Regions from separate parts of the Homo sapiens genome. Here region 1 is linked to region 2. Evidence: chromatin loops called from intact Hi-C (ENCODE). Cell type or tissue: K562. All regions are shown on one strand. Each heading gives the region's core, and the rest is flanking DNA. Links, peaks and the distances in the headings are about the cores only. Region 1 overlaps MAST2 (microtubule associated serine/threonine kinase 2). Region 2 holds the start of P3R3URF-PIK3R3 (P3R3URF-PIK3R3 readthrough).

Evidence for each region. Peaks named below come from ENCODE experiments on the same cell type or tissue, not always from the same donor. Only the 100,000 strongest peaks of a DNase experiment are listed, where the experiment ranks them.
Region 1: it touches region 2 in a loop (2.4-fold over the local background); 17 of 110 quality-filtered maps call a loop at or near these places.

The regions. Positions count from the first base shown.
Region 1 is chr1:45,874,115-45,890,200 of GRCh38, reverse strand. It overlaps MAST2 (microtubule associated serine/threonine kinase 2), which reads right to left. Exons shown (of 29, transcript NM_015112.3): 4 at 7,806-7,837. It overlaps LOC105378694 (a long non-coding RNA gene), which reads left to right. Exons shown (of 5, transcript XR_001738038.2): 3 at 13,362-13,508; 4 at 15,448-15,562. Among named protein-coding and RNA genes, the nearest start is that of MAST2, 79 kb to the right of the region's middle. In K562, for the core only: a CTCF peak has its summit at 8,416 (motif pointing right); DNase peaks (open chromatin) are centred at 5,308 and 8,440.
Region 2 is chr1:46,175,763-46,184,967 of GRCh38, reverse strand. It overlaps P3R3URF-PIK3R3 (P3R3URF-PIK3R3 readthrough), which reads left to right and starts at 8,480. Exons shown (of 10, transcript NM_001303427.2): 1 at 8,480-8,740. The coding sequence starts at 8,497. TSPAN1 (tetraspanin 1) reads right to left here. Exons shown (of 9, transcript NM_005727.4): 2 at 4,310-4,442; 3 at 3,804-3,868; 4 at 571-777; 5 at 300-374; 6 at 85-183; 7 at 1-8. The coding sequence starts at 3,860. It overlaps P3R3URF (PIK3R3 upstream open reading frame), which reads left to right and starts at 8,480. Exons shown (of 2, transcript NM_001328655.2): 1 at 8,480-8,740. The coding sequence starts at 8,497. RefSeq lists enhancers at 322-371, 5,362-5,461. In K562, for the core only: CTCF peaks have their summits at 4,531 (motif pointing left) and 5,247 (motif pointing right); DNase peaks (open chromatin) are centred at 4,537 and 5,287.

The DNA.
Region 1 (16,086 bases), core at 3,454-11,453, 300 kb after region 2:
GGCTTTATTGAAAGTATGTTCTGGGAAACCCAACTTAGTCTACAGACAGCAAGGTTTGGGTGAGGTCAGGAACGCCTTTCATAAGGAAGTGAGGTGTAAGCTGGGACTTGAAAGGTGTGTAGGAACTAGATTGGTATAGATGGAAAAAGAACATTCCAGCTGGGCACGGGGGCTCATGCCTGTAATCCCAGCACTTTTGGGAGGCCGAGGCAGGCGGATCACGAGGTCAAAAGATTGAGACCATCATGGCCAACATGGTGAAACCCTAAAAATATAAAAATTAGCTCAGCGTGGTGGAGCGCACCTGTAGTCCCAGCTACTTGGGAGGCTGAGGCAGGAGAATTGCTTAATCACCTGAGGTTGGGAGTTCGAGACCAGCCTGACCAATGTGGTGAAACCCTGGCTCTACTAAAAATAAAAAAAAAAAATTAGCTGGGTGTCATGGCGTGCACCTGTAGTCCCAGCTACTCAGGAGGCTGAGACAAGAGAATTGCTTGAACCCAGGAGGTGGAGGTTGCAGTGAGCCAAGATTGCGTCACTGTACTCCAGCCTGGCAACAGAGTGAGATTCTGCCTCAAAAAAACAAAACAAAACGAAACAAAACAAAAATTCCAGGCACAGAGAACACATTGTGTAAAACATGGAGAAAAATATAGCAACCACACTGTATAGATAGTCAGGTGTGATCCTAAGAGTAAGAAAAAATTCACCAAAGGCCAGGTGCAGAGGCTCACACCTGTAATCTCAGCACCTCGGAAGGCCGAGGAAGGCAGGTAGTTTTAGCCCAGGAGTTTGAGACCAGCCAGGGCAACATGGCAAAACCCCACCTCTACAAGAAGTACAAAAATTAGCTGGGTGTGGCGGCGTGCACCTGTGGTCCCAGCTACTTGGGAGACTGAGGTGCGAGTACCACCTGAGCCCAGGAAGGCTGGGGCTGCACTGAGCCGTGATCGCACCACTGTACTCCAACCTGGGTGACAAAGTGAGATTCTGTTTCAAAAAAAAAAAAATTTCACCAAAAAAGTTTAAATTAATATCTAATAATGAAATCCGCATTTTAAAAAGCTTTTCCTGGCTATTGTATGATAGTTAGGTAGACTGAGGGTGAGCAATGCCAGATAAAGAAAGGCCAGTTAGGAGGTTATGGCAGTAGCAGAGGCAAGAGATTACAATGGCTGTGACTATCTGGACAAACCAGTGGTAGTATAAAGAAAGAGAGAACACCAGCCGGGCACAGTGGCTCAGGCCTGTAATCCCAGCACTTGGGAGGCCGAGGCGGATGGATGATGAGGTCAGATTGAGACCATCCTGGCTAACGTGGTGAAACCCCGTCTCTACTAAAAATACAAAAAATTAGCCAGGCGTGGTGCACACATCTGTAGTACCAGCTACTGGGGAGGCTGAGGCGGAAGAATCACTTGAACCTGGGAGGCGGAGGTTGCAGTGAGGCGAGATTGTGCCATTGCACTCCAGCCTGGGCGAGAGAGCAAGACTCCATCTCAAAAAAAAAAAAAAAAAAAAAAAAAAAAAAAAAAAAGAGGCCGCGCGCGGTGGCTCACGCCTGTAATCCCAGCACTTTGGGAGGCCGAGGTGGGTGGATCACAAGTTCAGCAGATCGAGACCATACTGGCTAACAGAGTGATACCCGGTCTCTACTAAAAACACAAAAAATTAGCCGGGCGTGGTGGTGGGGGCCTGTAGTCCCAGCTACTCAGGAGGCTGAGGTGGGAGAATGGTGTGAACCCGGGAGGCGGAGCTTGCAGTGAGCCCAGATGGCGCCACTGTACTCCAGCTTGGACCACAGAGCGAGACTCAGTCTCAAAAAAATAAAATAAAATAAAAATAAAGACAGAACACCAAGAGATATTTGAGAGGTATAACAGAAAAGACTTGTGAGTGTAAGGAAGAGCATGGCAACAAAAATAACTAAATTTTCTATCTTGAGGAAGCAGTACCATTTAATAAGCTAGAGTATAAGAGAGGACCTGATTTTTGAGAAAGACAATGACTCAGATTCATAAATGCTGCAGTTCAGATGTCTCTGAAATATTCAGTCACATTATGGTGAATGGACAGTTATGAGATCTAGCGATATAAATGTGGGGATAATGAGCATGACAACTATTCTCAACATACAGTAACAAAAACAGGTTCTCAAGGATTTTCAGATCCCACCTACACAGGTAAAGCTCGCCAACAACTACATCCATTTTTTAACAACAAACTGGTTCCCTGTAGGGATATGAGTGATGACTATGGCTACTTCCCTCCCAACCTCTGCTACGTCCTGCCTTCCCATTGGACACTTAGAGAATCTATATGAAATTACTTCCCACCAACTTTTAAAAGACAGGGTCTTAAATGTAACACAAAGCTATCACTCTGGGCTTTAGAGTCTTGAAAGATTGCAAAATTTCCTGATTTTCAAAGCCCCACAGAAAACCTAAAGCCCTATATCAGACGCCACTGATACCTCAACAAAGGGTTTATTATGTGTATGCAGCAGGTGGTATCTCTTTTTAGCACATTTTCCAGAAGCATTGATCCAGGCATCAAGTTGCATCAGAATGGGAAAGTACATGACACTGTCAGTTTCATAGGAACAAAGTTTGACACATCACATCCCTGGGGCCCAGGAACTCCTCCCTGCCCACTATGCAGTGCCTATCACTGCAGACACCAGACATTAACTTTCATCCAATATCTGGTATCTAAGTCCACTGCCCAAATGAATAAGCTGACAAAATAAAAGGTTAACTATCCCCAAGGGCTCTAAAGACTACAAGCCAGCAATGCCAATAATATCAACACACACATATACACATACCCCATGATGAATGCAACCAACAGCTACCTCTCCACTCCTACAGTCTGTTATCTCAATTGACTGCTCATAGCCTCTAAGAAATAAAGCAAGACATTTCATGAAATATGAGGAAAATTATCTTAAGCCTAATGGGTATTAGAAAAGCTTTACTTTCAGGGTAACTGGAGACATAAGCATTATTTACATTAAGCTCCCAAATGCAGGGTCTAGGTACTGGTGCTGAAATTCACAAACAAAATAAACAGTCGCCAGGCATTGTGGTTCATGCCTGTAATCTAAGCACTTTGGGAAGCCAAGGTAGGCAGATAGCTTGAGCTCAGGAGTTCCAGACCAGCCTGAGTAACATAGTGAAACCCCATCTCTACAAAAAATACAAAAATTAGCCAGATGTGGTGGCAGGTGCCTGTGGTGCCAGCTACTCAGGAGGCTGTGATGGGAAGATCTCCTGAGGCCAGGGAGGACCAGGCTGCAGTGAGCTGAGACTGCGCCACTGCACTCCAGCCTAGGCTAAAGAATGAGACCCTGTCACAAAAACAAACAAAATAACAACAACAGCAAAAGAAACAATCCTATTTGAAAGGAATCATCAAAAAGAGGCCCCCACTATAGCATTGGGCAAGAAAAGCCATTCAGAGCTGCTTCAATTATGAAAAAGTAAAATATAAAACCCTTCTAGCCTGGGTAAACAGATACAAGTAACTTTAGAACTTCAAAATCTTCTTTTCACAGATATTGTACTTTGAACAAAGTTATCAACTCCCTTAGGTCTGATATTCTAAACTACATTTTTAATGCATTAAAAAAATACCCAGATGGGTTTAAATATGAAATAGCTTTCTAAAAATGAAAATGATTTAGTTTCAGGAAGCTACATCTAAAATAAATGGTATGAGCCAGGCCAAAAGAACTTTCATAACCACCTTGCCCCAATAAAGCCCTTATCGTGGCAGGCATAGATGATGTTTGCATTTTGCGTATTAGAATGTAACAGCTCTCTTCCCTAATCTGACCAATGTCACTATAAATGTGTGTGTGTGTGTGTGTGTGTGTGTGTGTGTGTACTTATAGATACATATATAAATATGTATACAATATATAAATATATATGTATACTTATATAAGTATATAAATATATATAATATATACATATATATTTATCGATCTATCTCTATCTCAGTATCACTCATTCCAGACTCCTGTTCTCTGCTCAAATGTTGCCTTAATGAGAAAATTCCTGGACAATACAAAATTTTTTGATTTTTAAAATTTTTCTGTAGAGACAGGGTCTCACTATGTTGCCCAGGCTGTTCTCAAACTCCTGAACTCAAGCGATCCTCCTGCCTTAGTCTCTCAAAGTGCTCGGATTACAGGTGTGAACCACCACACCCAGCCTAGACAATTCAATTTAAAATTTAAAATTTAAACCCTCACCCCCACAGAAACACACATCCTCCTCTCTGATATCTGGCTTTATTTTTCTTCATAGCAGTAAGTACCATATGGCATATCATACATGTTTTTGTCTCTCTTAAGTAGAATGGAAACTCCATGAGCACAGGGACCTTGTCTGCTTTATTCACTACTGTATCTCCAGTATCTAGAATAGTGCCTACACCTAACTGGAACTAAAATAATATAGTATGATGGATGCATGGATGGAAAGATTTGAGCAAATGACAAAGTGAATGGAGGCAAAAAGACAAAAATATAGTAACTGATTTTACCAAAAAACATCTAGTAAGTAATAGTGCCGTGACTGAAACCCACATCTGCCTGACTTGCAAACCCAAGCTGTTAATTTTTATGCTATACTTCCACTTACCAATTTGGAGACTTTGGAGGAATTACTTGTTGAGTGGAAGAATGTGTATTTTGTATAATGCCAAGTTGTCACATAAGTCTAGAAACTCATATTTGAGTTCCTGTCCATTTTAATGCAACTAACATATTACGTGAAAAGCACAGCAATTGAAAGCCTCAAAAATTAATTAACAAAAACGCTCTCTCAAAGGACAAGAACACCAAACTAGAGGCAAATTCTAAATTTCTCTATGTCCATGAAGGATATATCAGAGGAAACGGGCCTTTATAACCTGGAATGAGCACACCATAGGATTCGCTCTTGGGAGAACCATTCTAAGAAAGGCAAACAGGGACACAAATATGATGCCCCCTCCTTCTGACCAAGACTTAAATGACAATTATAGAAACTTTAAAAATTTTCCAGATCAGGCTATGAGGACGAGAAACAGTGGAGCAAATGGTAAGTCACTCATTTTATTAACATCAGTTTTTCCACACAACAAATTTTGTAGTAATTAAACTTATTCAAATATTTGTTTTGTGGTTCTTACCTGTTTTCTTTACTACAAATGCTAAGCAGTACTTTGCCTCCTACTGCACACTCCCTACAAAGACTTGCCCAGCTCTGTGTACAAGAGGTACCATGGAACTTTAACTGTTTGGGGAGATGACTAAGCATAGAGATCAGGTAGCCAATCCCTTCATTTTACAAGTATGGCAATTCAGGTCCAGAAGTGGGAGCTCCTGTTTTAAAGCCACACATAATTTGTTAGTGGCAAAGCCTATATTAGTACCCATGTTTCCTTGCTTCCTTCCAGAACAAAACTTTTTCGACTCCTCTAATGTTAAAGATAAGAAAGGATATTGTTTATATTAAAGAACTGAAGAACTTCTGGCTTACTTAAGTGTAAGCTCTTCAAAAGAGAAGAATTTATCTAATTGAATCTTAACAGCCTCAGAACTTAGATCACTCTACCCAGCACAGAGTAGGCTTTTTTATTTATTTATTTATTTATTTTTTGACGGCGCATCACTCTGTCGCCCAGGCTGGAGTGCAGTGGCATGATCTCAGCTCACTGCAACCTCCGTCTCCTGGATTCAAGCAATTCTCCTGTCTCAGCCCCCTGAGTAACTGGGACTACAGGCGCACGCCATGACGCCCGGCTAATTTTTATTTTTATTTTTAGTAGAGACAGGGTTTTACCATATTGGTCAGGCTGGTCTCGAACTACTGACCTCAGGTGATCCACCTACCTCAGCCTCCCAAAGTGCTGGGACTATAGGTGTGAGCCACCGCACCTGACCCAGAGTAGATATTACTGTGTATTTACTGAGTGATCAATTGTTTAAATGTGAGTTACTTTATCAAAAAAGAGGAGGGAAAATCTATTTCTGATCCTTATTAATTAAACGTTTTTAAGGCAGTTAGAGTAGGCCTAACTTTAGATATCACTAAAATGACCAAAAAATTATTCTGGTATAAAATAAAAATAAGAATACTCCTCCTTCTCCTTCTTCCCAGCAACTCCATTCATTGAGGACACACATTTCTGCAAGAAGCTACCTGTCTCAGGCCTTAATTTATTTCACTTAATACTAAGAAAAGGCAAATCTCAGGCAGTTTTCAAATAGAAGCAACCAAAAAAAAGCGGGGGGGGCAGAAATAGTAGAAAAATGACCAAGTACAAATATTTCCTGACTATGATGCTGAAAAGCTACTCCTTTTCAGTTATGCATACCTATTTGGTGTCTCATTCCTCTAAGAGTCCTGGTAGAGCCCTTGCCATTTACAGAAGACTCAGGACACTTGTGAAGCTAGACTGAATATCCACTGCTAGAAACTGAATTTAAAATTTAAAATGTGCCTCTTAAATAATAGAATTCATCCAAATTTAACCCATTAAGAATTCTAAAACTAATATATATTAAAATTAAACTATAAGTAATAAAGCACTATACATATATTAAGTGATCCTTCTAACAGGCTTAGTAAGAAGAAAACACAGGTAACATTATCTTCATTTTATAGATAAGGCAACTGAGGTTTAAGAAGATAAAGTGATTTGTCTAGGTTTACAAAGCTAGTTAAATGGCATGGTCAAGACTGAACCTTATGAGTTTTCTGACTCAAGCCTCTTCATATCAAACCAAAATAAGTTTTCGTAAACAGCCCAAAAGGCTTCACAAAAACCTCAGAGGAAAATTTAATCACTAGAGCATTTTTCACAAAACAAAATCCTAAAATGGACAGTAACAGAAAGAATTACTACATGTTTCATTTAAACATTTAAAAATTGCATATGATGTGTATATAAAGTATACTTAATAAATATGAATGCTGTTGTGATCTCCTCCTTAATTACATCTCTTTTTTTGTTAAGGAAAAGTTTAAAAGCCATTGTTTTATCACAGCTCTATTTCCTTAGGGTTCCCCAGATGTGACTTTACTAGTAAATCATGGTAAATATGAGTATGTTTTAGGTATATACAGTACAGGTTTTTGGGCCCCAACACAGAGATTTTAATGCATTAAGTTCACACTCTGCACTTTAACAAACATTCCAGGAGATTCTGATTGGCCAAATTTCTAATACTGCCCCAACAGAATTCCTAGAGGAAAAGCAGTCCAAGAGAATTTAAGAAATTAAAATCCAGGGGCAAAGACTATTTATTAATCTCCCCTAACCCTGAAGCCAGAAAAAAACCAAACAGGTTGGGAACCTATTCCATTCAACATAGTCTCCAAACTTAGCTGGCCTTGCCTCAACTTATCAGAAAAGTTGGTCTTCTCCTCATACCATGTTACCGGATAGATGTAAATGCAAAGGGTTTCCATTTTAATATTCCTACTTCCTTAGCTTGAGTCTACGAAAACTCAGTAAATCCCAAAGCACAAGTATAAGACTGTGATGAATATTTAAGTTGTAACTTTCCCAGAATGCTATGTAGAAACTGAGAGGGAAGAGGTTTGGAGGTCGGGAGGAATGGGGAGGAGGGGAAGATCTGACCTAGTGGGAGAAGTCAGTTGGCCTGCTGGCTTCCCTAGCTCAGATAGGAGTACACAGAAAGAAATTGTGTACTGAGCGGGATTCCTCCACATGATAGTGGGAAATGTTCCCAAGAGGGGTTCCTAAGTAGGAGATCATAATCATAATGGTAATAATCATCTACTTACAAGCTGCCTCTTCTTGGAAGGCTCAACTCCTTCTGAAAAACAAAACATATGCAAGTTAGAAATAAGAACCCATCTGAGTCCTGTTGGTCTACCTAAATGTCCTAGGAAATTCACAGCATTATCTTAATAATGGAAAAGGCCACATATTTCTAAATAACAACTTTTTCTTTGCCTCTTAAATTTTATTTATTTTTTTTTTTTTTTGAGACGGAGTCTCATTTTGTCTCCCAGGCTGGAGTGCAGTGGCGCAATCTTGGCTCACTGCAAGCTCCACCTCCCAGGTTCACGCCTTTCTCCTGTCTCAGCCTCCTGAGTAGCTGGGACTACAGGCACCCGCCACCACGCCTGGCTAATTTTTTTTTTTTTTTTTTTTTTTTTTTTTTAGTAGAGACGGGGTTTCACCGTGTTAGCCAGGATGGTCTCGATCTCCTGACCTCGTGATCCGCCCGCCTCGGCCTCCCAAAGTACTGGGATTACAGGTGTGAGCCACCATGCCCAGCCTGTCTCTTAAATTTTTGTGAAATAAAAGCACTCAGGCAAACTATTACTTCTTTATCCTTCCTTCCTAAAAGGAATGTCTCATAGAATACATGCAACATTTTTCCCACTAGATGGAACCATCTCCCCAGTGTAGATTACAGGCACTCTAGGCCAGCCATTAACTGCTGCTGAATTGTAAAGGGCATTAGTGGCAAGCATACAGAAGGAATGAAATAGGATTAGGGGCAGTGGGTGATAACTAGAAAATATTTTAGACAAATAAAGTAGTATAGTTAATAATATAACAAAGAGATGACTTCACACACCACTGGCATAAGAAATAACCTTTACGATAACAGCTGGGGCCCCTGTGACTTGCTTTCCAAGTGTATCAAGTCCCACCTCCCACCAGTCCTAAATTAACAACTATTCTTAATTTTTTAAATATTTTCAATACGTGTTTTTGGATTTGTAAAAAATTAGTAGTATTGTTTTACATGTTTTAAAATTATATATACATGGTATTATATTATATGTATTCCTCTGTTGACATCAGCCAACATTATGAAAACTGGGAGATTCACCCATGTGGATATATTTCACTTTAGTTCACTGATCTTCAGACAGTGGTCCAGTCTATGAATATACCAATATTTATTTATCTATTCTCTAGTAAATGGAAATTTAATTTTCTTTCCATCTTTTTCTTCTCCATTAAAACAATACTCTTGTAAACATTCTTGTAGTTGTTTCCTAGTGCGCATGTAGAAAAAGTTTCTTGGATGTTGAACTACTGAGTCATAAAGTACTGGATATTCCAAATTGCTCTCCAAAACAACTGTCCATGTAAGAAATATATCCCTCATACACAGTCATGAATATATGTGCTTATATTTTCTTCTAAACATTTTATAGATTTGCTTTTTTCTTTTCTTTTTTTTTTTTTTTTGAGATGGAGTCTCACGCTGTCACCCAGGCTGGCCGATCTCGGTTCACTGCAACCTCCACTTCCTGGGTTCAAGCGATTCTACTGCCTCAGCCTCCAGCTGGGATTACAGGCATGCACCACCATGCCCAGCTAATTTTTTTGTATTTTTAGTAGAGACAGGGGTTCACCATGTTGGCCAGGCTGGTCTCAAACTCCTGACCTCAAGTGATCCTCCCACCTTGGTCTCCCACAGTGCTGAGATTACAGGTGTCAGCCATCACGCCCAGCCGGTTTACTTTTCACAATAAGTTTAATATGCCTTATTTTTGTAAAATTCGCTTATTTTATAAAATTATTTTTGCTAAAATTCAGTATTTGATTGCAATTCTTTTGTGTGTTTTTCTAGGTAAATTTACAAACATTCAACTGTACAAATCTTAAATTACTTAATCTTACGTATGCCAATTGATAAGTCTGTTAAGTACATATACTCAGATAACCTAAATCTCTATCAAAATATAGAACATGTCCATCAATCCAGAAAGTTCCACCATGTCCTTTCTTCGTAAATCCCCAAACAAACCACTATCTTCCTACCCCAAGCAAATATTATTCTCATTATGTCACCACAGATTACTTTTACTTCCTCAAAACTTCATATGAATGGAACCATACAAATATAAACCTTTTTACATAGGCTTCTTCAACTCAGCATAGTATTTGTGAGATTTATCCATGTTGTTGCAGGTAACAATGGCAATATGAATAATATACCCCAGTTAATTTATCGTTTCTCCAATTCCATTTTTCAGCTATTAACATTCCTATAACATGTTTTTTGACAAGCTATATTTCACTTCTCTTGGGTAAATCCCTAAAAGTGTAGAATTACTCAGTTAAAGGGTAGATATATATTTAGATTTATAAGAAGCTACCAGACCTTTTTCTAAAGTGATTATACCATGCTACATTCCCATTAACAATGTATGAGAGTTTCAACTGCTTCACATCCTAGCTAATACATGTTATGTTCACATTAATAATATAAGAAAGTTCGAACTACTCTACATTCATGCCAATACATGGTATCAGCTTTTTATATTTTAGTCATTTTACATTTTAGCCATTTAGGTGTGTACGGGTATCTCATTGTGGCTTTAATCATTTTCCTGATGACTAACGATGTTGAGTATCTTTTCATGTGCTTATTAACCATCAATATATATTCCTTTGTGAAGTATCTTAAAATTTTTTTACCTTTTTAAAAATTGAGTTATCTTTTTACTATTGAATTATAAGAGCTCTTCATAATCTTCTAAATACAAGTCCTTTGTCATATGTGTTTTATAAATATGTTCTAATCTGTGGCTTGCCTACTAAAGTTATTGGTGGTGCCTTTTTTTTTTTTTTTTTTTGAGATGGAGTCTCGCTCTGTCACCCAGGCTGGAGCGCAGTGGTGCAATCTCGGCGTGCGGCAACCTCCACCTCCTGGGTTCAAGTGATTTTCCTGCCCCAGCCTCTCAAGTAGCTGGGATTACAGGCACCCATCACCATGCCCAGCTAATTTTTATATTCTTAGTAGAGATGGGTTTTCACCATATTGGTCAAGTTGGTCTAGAACTCCTGACCTCAGGTGATCCACCTGCCTCAACCTCCCAAAGTGTTGGGATTACAGGCGTGAGCCACCATGCCAGGCCAGTAGAGCCTTTTGATGAGTGAAAATTAATTTTGAGGTAGTATGTGAGATGAAATTAAGGTTCATTTTTTTTCATATGGATATCCACTTATTTCAATACCATTTATTGAAAACACTGTCCTTTCCCTAACAATTTTTTTTTTAACCTTTCTGGGCTCTCTATTGCATCCTACTGATCTATTTTTCTGCCCTATGCAAGCACCACACTATCATGATTCTGTGGTTTTATATTTAGTCCTAAAGTCAGATTGTACAGTCCTTTAACTTTATTATTTTCCAAGATTGCTTTAGATATTCTAGATTCTTGCATTTCGATTTGAATTTTTGAATCCAATTATTAATTTTTACCAAAAAAAAAAAAGCCTGCTGGGATTATACATCAATTTGGAAAGAAGTGATATCTCAAAATATCAAGTCTTATAATACATGAACATAGTACTTCTCCATTTACCGAGTTCTTTAATTACTCTAAGCAATGTTTTATCGTTTTTAACAAAAACACCTTGCACTCCTTTTATTAAGCTCATCCCTAAGTAGATTTTTTAAAGCTATTATAAATAAAAACTTTTATTTCATTTTCCAATTGCTTGCATGTTTATAGAAATTCAATTAATTTTTATATTGACCATGTATCCTATACTTTGGTAAAATTATTATTAATCATAAATGTTTTGTACATTCCTTAGATTTTTTCTATATAAACAATCATATCTTCTATAATAGGGAGCTTTACTTCTTTCCATTTTCTAGAATTTTCTATAAGATGTTAAATGAAGTGGTAGACATCCTCGTCTTGCTTCTCATCTGATCTTACAAGAAAAGCATTTAACATTTTGAATATTTAATATTATGTTAGTTATAGGTTTTTCATGGATAACTTTTTATCAAGTTCTCTTCTATTCCTAATTTGTTCATAGTCTTTCTCACAAATGGGCATGGATTATGTCAAATACTTTCTCTGCATCTACTGAAATGCTTACATAGTTTTTCTCTTCTGTTAATGTGGCAAATTACAGTGATTGATTTTCTAAGATTAAACTAATTTTGCATTTCTGAGTTAAAGTCAACTTTTTTTTTTTTTTTTTTTTGAGATAGAGCCTTGCTCCATCACCCAGACTGGAATGCAGTGGCGTGATCTCTGCTCACTGCACCCTCTGCCTCCCAGGTTCAAGTGATTTTCCTGCCTCAGCCTCCCAAGTAACTGGGTTTACAAGCATGTGCCACCATGCCTGGCTAATTTTTGTATTTTTAGTAGCGACGGGGTTTCACCATGTTAGCCAGGCTGGTCTCAAACTCCTGACCTCAGGTGATCCACCCGCCTTGGTCTCTCAAAGTGCTGGGATTACAGGCGTGAGCCACCGTGCCCAACCTAACTTCAATTTTATCAAATACATTGCTAGATTCTATTAGCTAATATCTTTTTAATGATTTTTGCACCTATTTTCATAAGGGATAATAATCTCTAATTTTCTTATAATTTCTTTGTCAGATTTTTATATCACAATTATGCCGGTCTCCTAAAACTGACTGGGAACTGTTCCTTACTCCTCTATTTTCTGAAAGAAATTATGTAAGACTGGTGTTATTTCTTCCTTAAATATTAACAGCTTTCACTAATAAAAGTATCTAGGCCTAGAAACTTTTATTTAGGATATTTGCCTGTATGTTAATAAGTAAGACTGGCCTATATACTTTCTCGTCTCAAATTGTTCTTGTCCAATTTTGACTTCATACTTATACTATCCTCACTGCTAAGGTTTCAATGTTTGTGTCTCGTCCAAAATTCACATTGGACTTTAAAATCCAATGTGATAGTATTACGAGGTGGGGCCTGTAGGAGGTGATTAGGTCATGAGGCCTTCTCTCTTGTAAACGGGATTAAGGCCTTCATAAGGCTTTAAGCCAGGCATGGTGATGTGCACCTGTAGTCCCAGCTACTCAGGAGATTGAGGCAGGAGAATCCCTTAAGCCCAGGAGTCTGAGGTCAGCTTGGCCAACAGAGCAAGACCCCATCTCAAAAAAATCAAAATTAAAAGAAAAAAAAGAGGCTTCATACAGCTTTCAGCCCTTTTTGCCTTTCCATCCTCCACCATGTGAAGAAACAGCAAGAAGGCACTCACCACACAAATGCCAACACCTTGATCTTGGACTTCTCAGACTCCAGGACTGTGAGAAAATAAATGTCTGTTCTTTATAAATGATCCAATCTGTGGTATTTTTTTATAGCAGCACGAACAGACGAAGACACTCATAAAATGTGCTAAGGTAATATATCCTCTTTTTCTACTTTCTGAAACAATCTATATAAAACTGGAAATATTTGTTCTTTGAATCTACATGACAGTTCTGACTTCTTGAATAGTTTAAATGGGTAATATGGTAGACTACAGTTTTGGCTAACAATAATAAAATTTCCTAAAATGCATATATGCCCCTCTCTGCATTCCTTTAGAGGCACGGAAGCGCATCCGTGGAAATCCATCCCTTCCGACTTCCTTACACCTATACAAAAGCCTGCATTTGATGCCCAGGACTCCAGATCAGTACATTCTGTGACAACTAAGGCACAGTGGAACAAGAAGGGCCCAACCACATAAAGGTAGTCCAAGGAGCAATGATTTCTCAATCCTCCTTTTCCCAGGGAATATTCACAGCAAGTTGGGGAGAAAAGCTACACAATCAGGAAACTTGGCTGAGGCAAGAGTACTCCCATTTAGACAGATAACCATAAATTATTTTACTCATAACCTTCCAGCAACTAGGCTGGTAATACCTGGTAATACATTACAATATCAGGTGAAGCCCATTCCATTCAGCCTTCTCTGATCTACTCATTATCTCTTGACTCTTCATGTTCTTAATGATCTTCCTGATTAGCATTCTGAACACATTCAAGTCTATTCCAGCTTCAGATAAGGAAATAAATTCCCTTAATAACTACACATCCCTCTTCAAATACTGCCTTATCAATTTTATTTCCCTTCACAACCACACTTCTTGAATGAGTTATCTACATCCAATGTCTCTAATTTCTCACTTCCTACTCATTCTTCAACACTCTATAAATATCCCTAGACCTTACCAGCCCATTTAAACCATTCTTGGCACACTGCCAATGTAATGTATAACGCCAGGGTAATGAAGCTTCACTGCATTTTTAGTCCACCTATCTTTTTTGGCTCCACTGCTCAACAGCACCTGATAGTATCATTCACTCTTCTGTCCTGGAAGACTTTTCTTGCCATGAAGCCACATTCTCTTGTTTTTCCTCTTATCCCCGCAAACACACCATTTAAACATCTTTGCAGGCTCATCCTTCATCACCTTAGACCCTTAAATGGGGACTGTCCTTTTAGTTCTGCTTGTACACTCTCCTTTCTCTATATATTTTACAATCTCAAATTTGTATCTCTATCCCAGATCTTTTTGCTGACCTCTATAGTTGTACATACAACTACCTTGTCCTTAATATGTCTAAAACTCAGCTGATCTTTCTACTCAGTCTCGCTCCTTCTCTGTTCTCTATTTTGATGATGGTACCACCAAACCCAGGGTCATTCTTCATTTTTCACTTTCTCTCACTCTCTACATCCATTATTCATCAAGCTCGGCCAATTCTACTTCCAAAATATCTATCTTTAATCTGTCAATTCACTTCTACTTCCCCGGGCACAAGCCACCATCATCCTATAACATCCTCCTAATTGGTCTCCCTTTCATTCAGTTTTGTCCCCCTTGATTAATGTTATATCAATGTAAATATCATATATAGTACCTGTTTTCTGAGTGATAACTGTGGGTATAATGAAATAAATACTGAAGTCAAAAATAACTTTTTATTTTTTTGAGATGAAGTCTCGTTCTGTCACCCAGGCTGGAGTGCAGTGGCGCGATCTTGGCTCACTGCAACCTCCGTCTCCCAGGTTCAAGCGATTCTCCTGCCTCAGCCTCCCAAGTAGCTGGGATTACAGGCATGCGCCACCACGTCCGGCTAATTTTTGTATTTTTAGTAGAGACAGGGTTTCCCCATGTTGGTAAGGCTGGTCTCGAACTCCTGACCCCAGGTGATCCACCTACCTCGGTCGCCCAAAGTGCTGGGATTACAGGCGTGAGCCACCGTGCCCGGCCAAAAATAACTTTTTTAAATGTGTCCTTTCTCTCTTATAATTCTGCAATGGATAAAGTCTAAAATCCTTTCTGTAGTCTACAGGGCACTACTTGGCTCTGACTGCCTCCCTCCTCAGTATCATTTGCATAATTCTCCAGTCTTATTGGAGTTTTGGACTCAGACTTGCCATGCTTTCTTTCACCTTCAGGTCTTCACACTTACTGTTCTCCTGGTCTGGATTACTTTTCTTTATCTCTTTTTATACATTCCTGGACTTCAGCTTAAACTTCGTTTCCTCTGGCAAGTTTTTCTACAGTTTCCCCAGCCTCCTTCCATATATTATCCAAATATTCCTTTAATTCCTCAATCATACCTACTTCACTGGTTACTATAATTATTTGCTAAATTATCTGTTTTCTTTGACTGTTAGCTCCAGGAGAGTAGGAATTAGTCTTGCTCTCAAGGACATTCCTGGCACCCAGCAGAATACCTAGCCTAGTAGGCAACAAATGAATACTGGATGAATAAATCTATGAATCCATCAAGTAAGTAAATGGTTCATACTATTATTGTTATCATCATTATAAGGCAATTATAAGACAATAGGGTCCTGCCTACCAGTTTGGAGTTGCATTGATGAAAACTATCAATTGCAATAATTTCAGCAAGAAGCTTTACTAGGGGAAGAATATGCTCTATTATCACATATTATTTACTGACAGTCTCCTGGCTGGTAGTTACTCCATGGAGAGTCGGAATGCTTTAAGAAGAGAAAAATATTACCGAGGAAGAAAATCTATGTTAATATCATTTACTATCTAGTCTTAAAAGGAACATTATCTCCTGACCTCGTGATCCACTTGCCTCCGCCTCCCAAAGCGCTGGGATTATAGGCGTGAGCCACCATGCCTGGTCAAGAACACAAAATTTAAAGTTTGGAAAACTAGGCTTCTGTCGTGGCTCAAAAACATGTAACTGTGTGACCTGGGATTCCATCTACCTCAAAGGCTTAGATACAGCAGTTGTAAAAGTCAAATAAAGTAACGTACATGAAAATACTTTAGACCAG
Region 2 (9,205 bases), core at 1,206-9,205:
CACTTGAGCTGGAGACAAGATGAGGGTGGAGGTGGGGCCTTGCTTCTTTCTCTCCACCCTAAAACCTCCCCCAGCCAACCTTACCCCTTTCATGGTGGTGTTCCACACTTGAGTGAAGTCTTCCTGGGAACCATAATCTTTCTTGATGGCAGGCACTACCAGCAACGTCAGGAAGTGCTCAGCCTGGGTGAGGCAGGCCAGTGTTTAGGGGCTGGTACAGAAGGTGGCCATTCACAGGCCACAGCCCACTCCCAGGGTTTTGCCCAATCTTCTTCCCTTCCTCCATCCCAGTGTCTCACCATTGTGGTGTACACCAAGGCGACCACAGCAGCTGCAACCTCAGCAATGAAGATGAGGAGGAGGATGAAGAAGAACTGAGTGGGGAACAGGGGTCTGGGTTTTAGGGAGAGACAGTCCCTCATGCCCTCCTTGCCCTAATCCCCCCCCCGGAAAAGTGAGACAGAAGCCTGAGCCTAGGGGGGTCCAAAGCAGGGTTTGGGAATCCCAGGGCCTGGTGTCAAGGGCGAGGGGACTCTTGGTCATCAGCCTGTGGAGCTGGGTTTCACACACCGTCACGAGGGCACACTTGCTCTCAGTCTTAGCACCATAGCAGCCCAGGAAACCAAGAGCAAAGACCACAACGCCGGCTGCGATGAGGAAGTAGCCCACGTTGACAAACTGCATGGCACTGGACGACAGTGGCCCGAAGATCTTCAGAAAGGATGCCCCATCGATTGACACCCAGATGCCCACTGCCAACAGGGCTGCACCACACAGCTGGGGAGAGAGAGGTCAGGCAGGCCTTAAACAGTGCTGGCAAGTAGCTTACTACCACACAGCTGAGTAAGAAGGATGGGAGCCGAGAAACTTCCCTCTTTATTGGCTAGGGAGTCTAAAACCTCATCCTGTAAGGAGGGAAACATCCTCTAGAGCCAGAAAAATGGGAGCTGGGATATGCATAGCTAGGACCAGGCTGCACACCTGGGCAGATATAAAGGAGATCAGGGGTTCTAGAAATATCCTCAGGGTGGGCAGAGGGGCAAGACTTTCCCTCACTGCTGCCAGGGTCCTGCCACATAGCTAGGATTGAAAACAGGCAGGTGAGGGCCCAGCCTCCTATTTCCTTTCTGGGCTATGGGTGCCTAGAACACCTCTGTCCTCTGATAGGTGGAGACGGGGGTGGTAGCAGAACAGGCTCAATAGTCACCATAGTAATGGAGGCGAGGCTGAGGTTCCACCTGCTGGCAACCTTGGAGAGGGAGGAGGTTGAGAAGGTTCACCCACCTGAGGCCCCATTTGGCTCCCCTCCAGAATCCAACTTCAGGCCCGCCCCTCATGTAGACAAGACCTCCTTGCCTCACAAGAGGAAAGTGAGGTACCAGTGGGAATACAGCCAGAGCTTCTCTTAAAGGCTGTCTAGCTCAACTCCAAACCTCAGGGGGAATTCTGAGGCCTAGATTGAGGAGGGCCCTGCGCAGTTCCCACAGATCTTAGAGGAAAGCCTCCCGGCCCAGGGCTTCAGTGGATGAATCAGCCTGACACCACCTTGGTGACTAGTCCTCACTTGCCAGCTATAAAAACTGAGGCTAGAACGGGAAGTGAGGTGGCAGATTGTGGCTGGATTCCAGGCATGTTTGCCCAAGGACAGAAAGCTGGACTTCTAGCCTGCAGGGTCAAATTTCATGGAGCTGGAGGTCTGCCCTATCCTGCTTTGCCCAGCCTGGCAAGGTCTGGGTAACAGAGGCCAGAAATCAAACCGGATTTGCCTTTAACCCTCTCAGGGCAGAGCCTCTCCTGTCCAAATCCCTGGAATCCTATTGCTTCCTCCAGATACAGGGATAAAGACTAGTTCAGGACTGGCACAGTGGCTCATGCCTGTAATCCCCGCACTTTGGGAGGCAGAGGTGGGAGAATCACTTAAGTCCAGGAGTTCGAGACCAGCCTGGGCAATATAGTGAGACCGCCTCTACAAAAAAAATTTTTTTTAATTAGCTGAGCATGGTGGCACACTCCTGTAGTCCTAGATACTCAGGAGGCTGAGTGAGGTAGGGGAATCCCTTGAGCCCAGGAGGTTGACGCTGCAGTAAGCCATGATCATGCCACTGCACTCCAGCTTTGGTGACAAAGCAAGATCCTGTCTCAAAGAAACAAACAACAACAACAACAACAACAAAAACACAAGTTCCCTGCAGCCGAAGGAAGCCCAAGGCACAGACCACATCAGAACTAGAGAGTCTACCCACGCTTCTAAACTAATCAATACATACATAAACTCTGTCGCCCAGGCTGGAGTGCAGTGGTGTGATCTTGGCTCACTGCAACCTCCGCCTCCTGGGTTCAAGTGATTGTCCTTCCTCAGCCTCCCAAGTAGCTGGGATTACAGGCATGCGCCACCACATCCAGCTAATTTTTGTATTTTTAGTAGAGACGGGGTTTCACCATATTGGCCAGGCTGGTCTCGAACTCCTGAGCTCAACTAATCTGCCCGCCTCAGCTTCCCAGAGTGCTGGGATTACAGTTGTGAGCTACTGCACCTGGCCCACTTCCTCACTTTCACTTACACTAACCTACTCTAATGTGGTTAGTGTACTACTCTCCTTGTTTTCCTCTCCCCCTCCCACTGCTCCTTCTCCATCTCCTTCACAGTGGCTTTTTTTTTTTTTGCTTATCCCTAATAAATTGGGTTTCCCAGAGTTCACTTTCCAAGTGTTCTCATCCACTCCCATGGCTTCAGTGGCTACCTGTGCGCACATGATTTTCAAATACCCATGGCCAGCTCCAATCTGAGCTGCACCTCCACTGGGTACACATCTGCTAGTGGGACACCCCTTCCCACAAACCAGGCCCCACCCCCTGCCATCTGGGTTGCTCATGCCAGAGATATGGGCGTCATCTCCAAGACCTCTGTCTCCCTTGCCCCTTCTTCTACCCCTCAGCCATCATCCTAGAGCTTTGTCCTTTGTCCACTTTGTCCGTTTCTCCCTATCTCCACCACCATCTCCAGGATTTACGCCTCATGGCTCAGCTTCTCAAACATGCCCTATGCAATCTGTTTCTGGTTTTCTGAACGATATCAAGTTTCACTACTTCTGGCCCTTTATGCATGCTTTATAACTCCCCCACCAAGTGCAATTTCCCAGCTTCAGCTATTTCCTCCAGGAAGTATTCTCCAACCAGGCTGAGTTCAGGCTCCCATAACCTCCGTCCTAAGCCCAAACACACTGTGTTGTTATTATCTGCCTATCTGGCTTATCGGAGCTGAGATCCTTCAGGGCAGAGAAAGGCTTTGCTTACCTGCCACCCCAGCACCCATCATGGTATCCTAGACAATGAATGTTTGTCGAATGAATAAGGACTGTTGCTCTGATGAGAGGTAGGCCCTCCCTCCTTTCAGCTCCCCGTCATACAGAAGAATTTCCTCTGTACTGAATTTCCTTCTGTGGTAGGTAAACTTGGGTGGAGCCCTTCTATTTTCTGGGCCCCCAGTGCCTATAAAGGGTGGAGAATCATTCCTGGTAGCTTACTCTGCCCTGCCTGAAGCCTAGGCTAAAGCTTTGTAGGAGAGAGGGGGTGCCCCTAGCTTCTCCATCCCCTTTTTCACACACGCACCTGTATGGCAGCCTGGCTGCTGCTGGGACTAGGAATCAGCAGCATTTGGGGAGACCTTTGCATCCCACTCATAAGGGGACACATGCAGGACGAAGCCTGGGCATAGCAGTCTCCCATTCCCCAGCTTAGTCTCTACTCAGCTTGTGACCTGCTCCTATAGGGAGCCCCAAAGAGTCCACAATGTCCGTACTTACAAAGATGAGCAAATTGAAGAGGATCATCATGGTCTTAATGAAGCTGAAGCACTGCATGGTGGCTCCTGGGAGGTAGACATGTGCAAGTTAGGGCCTTGTTTCCCCTGGGCCCACCTGGGCTGGCCCTGGCTTCAGATATTCAGCCAGATATGCCAGACCCCAGGATCCTGAACCCATATCTCACCAAGCTTCTCCTGTACCTGGTCTGACACAGACCTTTTCCCAGTTTCTATCCTAACACCCTTACCCCTCTATACTACCCAGGACCTCCACCAGCACCTGACACTCTGAGATCCTAACACCCCAGGTTCCTCCACCTGCACACCCAGCCTGACTCCCACACTGCAGGTCACTCCATGCTCTTTCCTAGCACCTGTATATCCTGTGCTCCCCCCCACACTAACCCCAGACCCTCCCAGAACCCTCACTAGAGCCCCTCCAGCTCCCCAGACCTGTTTCCAGATCGATATCACTTCACAGGATAATCTGTATCCCTATCCCATTACCTGTTCAGGGCTCTTGGCAGTGAGTTCTGAAAGAGGGAACTGCTGAGGCTCCACAAAGGACAAAACAGCTCCCGGGTGTTGCCACTGAGTGGGCAGGCAGAGGGACGCCTGGCTCTCACACACCACTGCTCACCTGCAGGCAGGGTAGGCGCTTTAAAGCCTCCTTCTGCCCGCCTGCTGGCCCCACCCGTGGCCAGTTAGCCTCTCCTTGACCCTGCTGCCCCCTGCTGCCTGGAGACCGATCCCCACAACCACTGCCTCAGCAGGCCTCCACCTGGCAACACCAGCCCTGGGCAACGCCCCTCCTGATCTCAAGAAGAAGCAGCCCAGGGGTGGGGCAAGTGGCTTCCCAGAATGTCTGCGTGCCCTCCACCACAACAGTGTAATGTGCTTCTTACCCTGCATCTGCTGATACACTCATACATACCCTCTGTGCTCATGCTCACATGCACATGCATCTGCTCATGCTGCCATCCATATGTTCATACAGCAAGCACCCAGTTACATACATAAACATGTGCTAGTGTTCCTGAATGCATGTGTGTGTGTGCGTCCGTGCGCACACACGCACACTAAATTCTTTGTGGACTGACTCCCAGCAACTAACAAACAACAGAATAATATCTGATGTACGTACTTAAGTATCTCTTTCACTCACACACACACACAAACACACACACACACACACACACACTCCCTCTTTCTCTTTCTCTGTCTCTCACTCACTTTCAAGGAAATGACTGAGATTTGGCAGCTTCCGCTCTCTCCTGCGAGTAGCAAATAGTTCCTAATCCTCTTCCCTCCATGAAACCTCACATTCCCCATTTTTCCCCTCCCTTCATCTTTCCATCTCCTCTCCTTCCCCATCTTTTTCTTTTTCTCCTTCCCAGTCTTCTCTTAGCGCTCTGTGTACACCCCTTCTCTTTCTGCCAGTAGGTGGCACCATGGTCTCATGAAGGAGCCACCCCCAGTTCCAAGGCTCTGTGATCCCATCTTTGTTACTCCTAGTGGGGCTGCCTGACCGCTTCCTGCTCCAGCACGCCTGATGTAGAGGTGCGGGGGAAAAGTCCTGGCTTCTGGGTCATTCAGACCAGGTGCTGGAATCCTGGCTCTGTCGCTTATGAACTGTGTGACCCTGGGGACTTTTCTTAGACTTGGTTTTAAACTTCTCTTTCCTGGTCTTCTGTGTAACAGAATAGTTCTGGGCTTTTCAAATGAGATTTTCTTCCTGCTCTAGAAGGAAGGGACAGTAGGGAATGAGCACAGAGCAAGAAGGTCAAAGTCGAGAGAGTCACAGGCAGTGGGGCTATGAGATGGAGGAAGTTGATTTTTTTTTTTTTTTTTCTGAGACAGGGTCTTGCTCTGTTGCCCAGGTTGGAGTGTAGTGGCAACATCACAGCTCACTGCAGCCTTGACCTCCTGAGCTCAAATGATCCTCAGCCTCCCAAGTAGCTGGGACCACAGGTATTTGCCGGCACTCAAGCAAATTTTTTTTTTTTAAACAGATGAGGTCTTGCTATGCTATCCAGGCTGGTCTTGAACTGGGCTCAAGTAATCCTCTGCCTCAGCCTCCCAAAGTGATGGGATTACAGGCATCAGCCACTGTGCCTAGCTGAGGAAGTGGATTTCTAAGTTTGTTTTGTTTTTATAGTGAAAGGAGGCAGCTGAAGAGACAGAAGAGAGAGGGGCTAATAGTATTACAGACTACACTAATAATACTGATCTTATTTTAAATGTCTTGCATATATTAAGGCTTTTTTTCCTCTTCACAACCATCCCATGAGATAGACTTTCTGATCTCCATTTTTAAATATGGGGAAATAGAAGCACCAAAGGGTCAGGTACTTGCCATGATCACAAAGCCTGTAAGTGGCAGAGCCAGGATTCAATCCCAGTTAGTCTGGCACCAGAGTCTACATCTTAACCACCAAGCAGACTGTCTACACTGATGGAATCTCTAAAGAGGCAGACAAGGCTGGCTTCCATAAAGAGCAAGGGAAGAGGCCTTGGTCTGACCTGAGGAAGAGGAGGAGCAGGGGCAGGTCGGTTTATAGTTACAGTTGCTAGAAGTTGGTGGAAGCAAGGTCATATTTTAAGACTGAGGATGGCAAGAGTAGAGGCTGGAGGAGGGGATGGGGGAAAGATGAGGTTTGTGAGGGTGGTACTAAGGGTGCCACAGAGTCCTCCACAAACAGAAAGGAGGATGAAGTTGGGAAGGGGGCATTTGAGGAGCAGAGTAAGGGGGAAAGGAAGAAGGGACTGAGGAGTGGAAGGAGAAGGAGAAGGTCTATTTTTTTTTTTTTTGACAGAATCTCACTCTGTTGCCCAGGCTGGAATGCAGTGGCGCAATCTTGGCTCACTGCAACCTCCGCCTCCCAGTTTCAAGCGATTCTCCTGCCTCAGCCTCCTGAGTAGCTGGTATTATAGGTGCACACCACCACACCCAGCTAATTTTTGTATTTTTAGTAGAGACAGGGTTTCACCATGTTGACCAGGCTGCTCTCGAGCTCCTGACCTCAAGTCATCCACCCACCTCGGGCTCCCAAAGTGCTGGGATTACAGGCGTGAGCCACCGCACCTGGAACCTTTCTGTTTCATTCTCAGGAAGAATTGGGACCAGATTACATTCATCTATGGCCCTGGTGCTTGGCACATAAGAAGTTGTCAGTGAACATTTCCTGAGTGAATGAGTGCAGAATAATGAGAGTTAAGTGCTCTGGGTTTTGGATCTTGATCATCATGGATTTGCTTCCTGCCTGCCTCTAATTGTGTGACTTCACCTCACTGAGCCCCAGTTTCCTTATACAGTGGATCCTCCTTATTCACAGATTCCATACCTGTGAATTTGCCTGCTTACTGAAATTTATTTGTAATTCCCAAACCAGTACTTGTGGTACTTTTGCAGTCATTCATGGACATGAGCAGAAAGGCAAAAAATTTCAGCCGTCCAACACACGTATTTCCAGCTGAGGTCTGTTGAGCAAGAGGACTCTCTGTCTTCTTATTTCAGTTTTCATAGAGTAAACAAATGTGCTTTTTGGTGGTCTATTTAGTGACGCATATTCTCACATTTTTTGGTGTTTTTTGCTGGTGATTTTACTGTCTAAAATGGTCCCCAGTTGTAGTGCTGAAGTGCTCTCTAGTCTTTCTAAGTGCAAGAAGGCTGTGATGTGCCTTATAGGGGAAATATGTGCTTTAGATAAGTTTCATTCAGGCACAAGTTATAATGCTGTTGGCTGTGAGTTCAATGTCAATGACTCAAATATAGATAGATAGTTAGATAGATAGATAGATAGATAGATAGATATATTTTTTTTTTTTTTGAGACAGAGTTTCACTCTTGTTGCCCAGGCTGGAGTGCAATGGTGCAATCTGGGCTCACTGCAATCTCCACCTCCTGGGTTCAAGCTATTCTCCTGTCTCAGCCTCCTGAGTAGCTGGGACTACAGGCACCCACCACCACACCCAGCTAATTTTTGTATTTTTAGTAGAGATGGGGTTTTGCCATGTTAACCAGGCTAGTCTTGAACTCCTGACCTCAGGTGATCTGCCCACCTCGGCCTCCCAAAGTGCTGGGATTACAGGCTTGAGCCACCATGCCTGGCCAACAATATATATTAAATAAGGTGTCTCCACACATAAAATCAGGTTATATGTATAGATCAGTTGACAAAAATATTGTGACCAGAGGGTTTCAGGAACCTAACCTTGCATTTACCCTTTGTTCAGTATTTAGTGTTTGTGGCGACTTTATAGAACATTACTGGGAATAATGAGAATTGACTGTATATAAATAGGTATAATGATGGCATATCCTTGTAAAGTAGCTGAGATTAAATGAGATAACGTTGGTAAAGTGCTCAGCACAGTGTCTGGCACGTAGTAAGTGCTCAAAAAACATTGTTAATATTGTTACTATATGGATAAGTGAGAAAGTGAGGAAGTGAGTTCCGCCTCTAGGGCCTCTTTTCCCAAGGGGCCAAACTGAGGCTGTCTGGCTCTTGGGCTGGCTTTTAGGCCAGACCCAATAAAGAAGATTGTGAAGGAGCCTGACCCATGAGGAGGGGCCAGGGCCCACGACTTGTAATAAAGGGCCCTGCCCTTATGCAGACTTTGTATGTCATAGAGGCCTCAGCTACCCTGGCCAACAGCACCCCCCAGGCACACTGCAGAAGCTCCCTGTGCCCATGGGGCCATCTCGGCTTGTCCGTGGCCCTCGGCCCCAGGGCATGCGTTCCCCCTACCGCAGGCCAGGTATGGGCTGGCCCAGGCCCCGATTTCCCAGGATGTTCAAGTGTAGCCGCAGAAGATATCAACAGGGTCTCCGAGGTCGAACTGCCAGCAGTGCAGCCATCAATCCTGCCACCAGGGCCATGGGTATCAACAACACCCACACTGACACCACCATAGTGTGGATCTTCCCACCTCAAGGTTAGCCAGGGGGCCTGTGAGCCAGGGTGGGGTTTTAAAAAACAGAGCCACTAGGCTGGGTGCGGTGGCTCATGCCTGTAATCCCGGCACTTTGGGAGGCCAAGGCGGGCAGATCACAAGGTCAGGAGATCGAGACCATCCTGGCTAACACGGTGAAATCCCATCTCTACTAAAAATACAAAAAAAAATTAGCCGGGCGTGGTGGCACACGCCTTTAGTCCCAGCTACTTGGGAGGCTGAGGCAGGAGAATTGCTTGAACCCGGGAGGCAGAGGTTGCAGTGAGCCAAGATCGCGCCACTGCACTCCAGCCTGGGTGACAGAGCTAGACTCTGTCTCAAGAAAAAAAAAAAAAAACCAGAGCCAGTGAAGATTTCCCTACCTGGTTCTGTTTAGGCACGCCAAAGGATGATCTCTGTGAAATAGCACCCCTACATATATGGGGGACTCCTGATGGCAGGCACCCC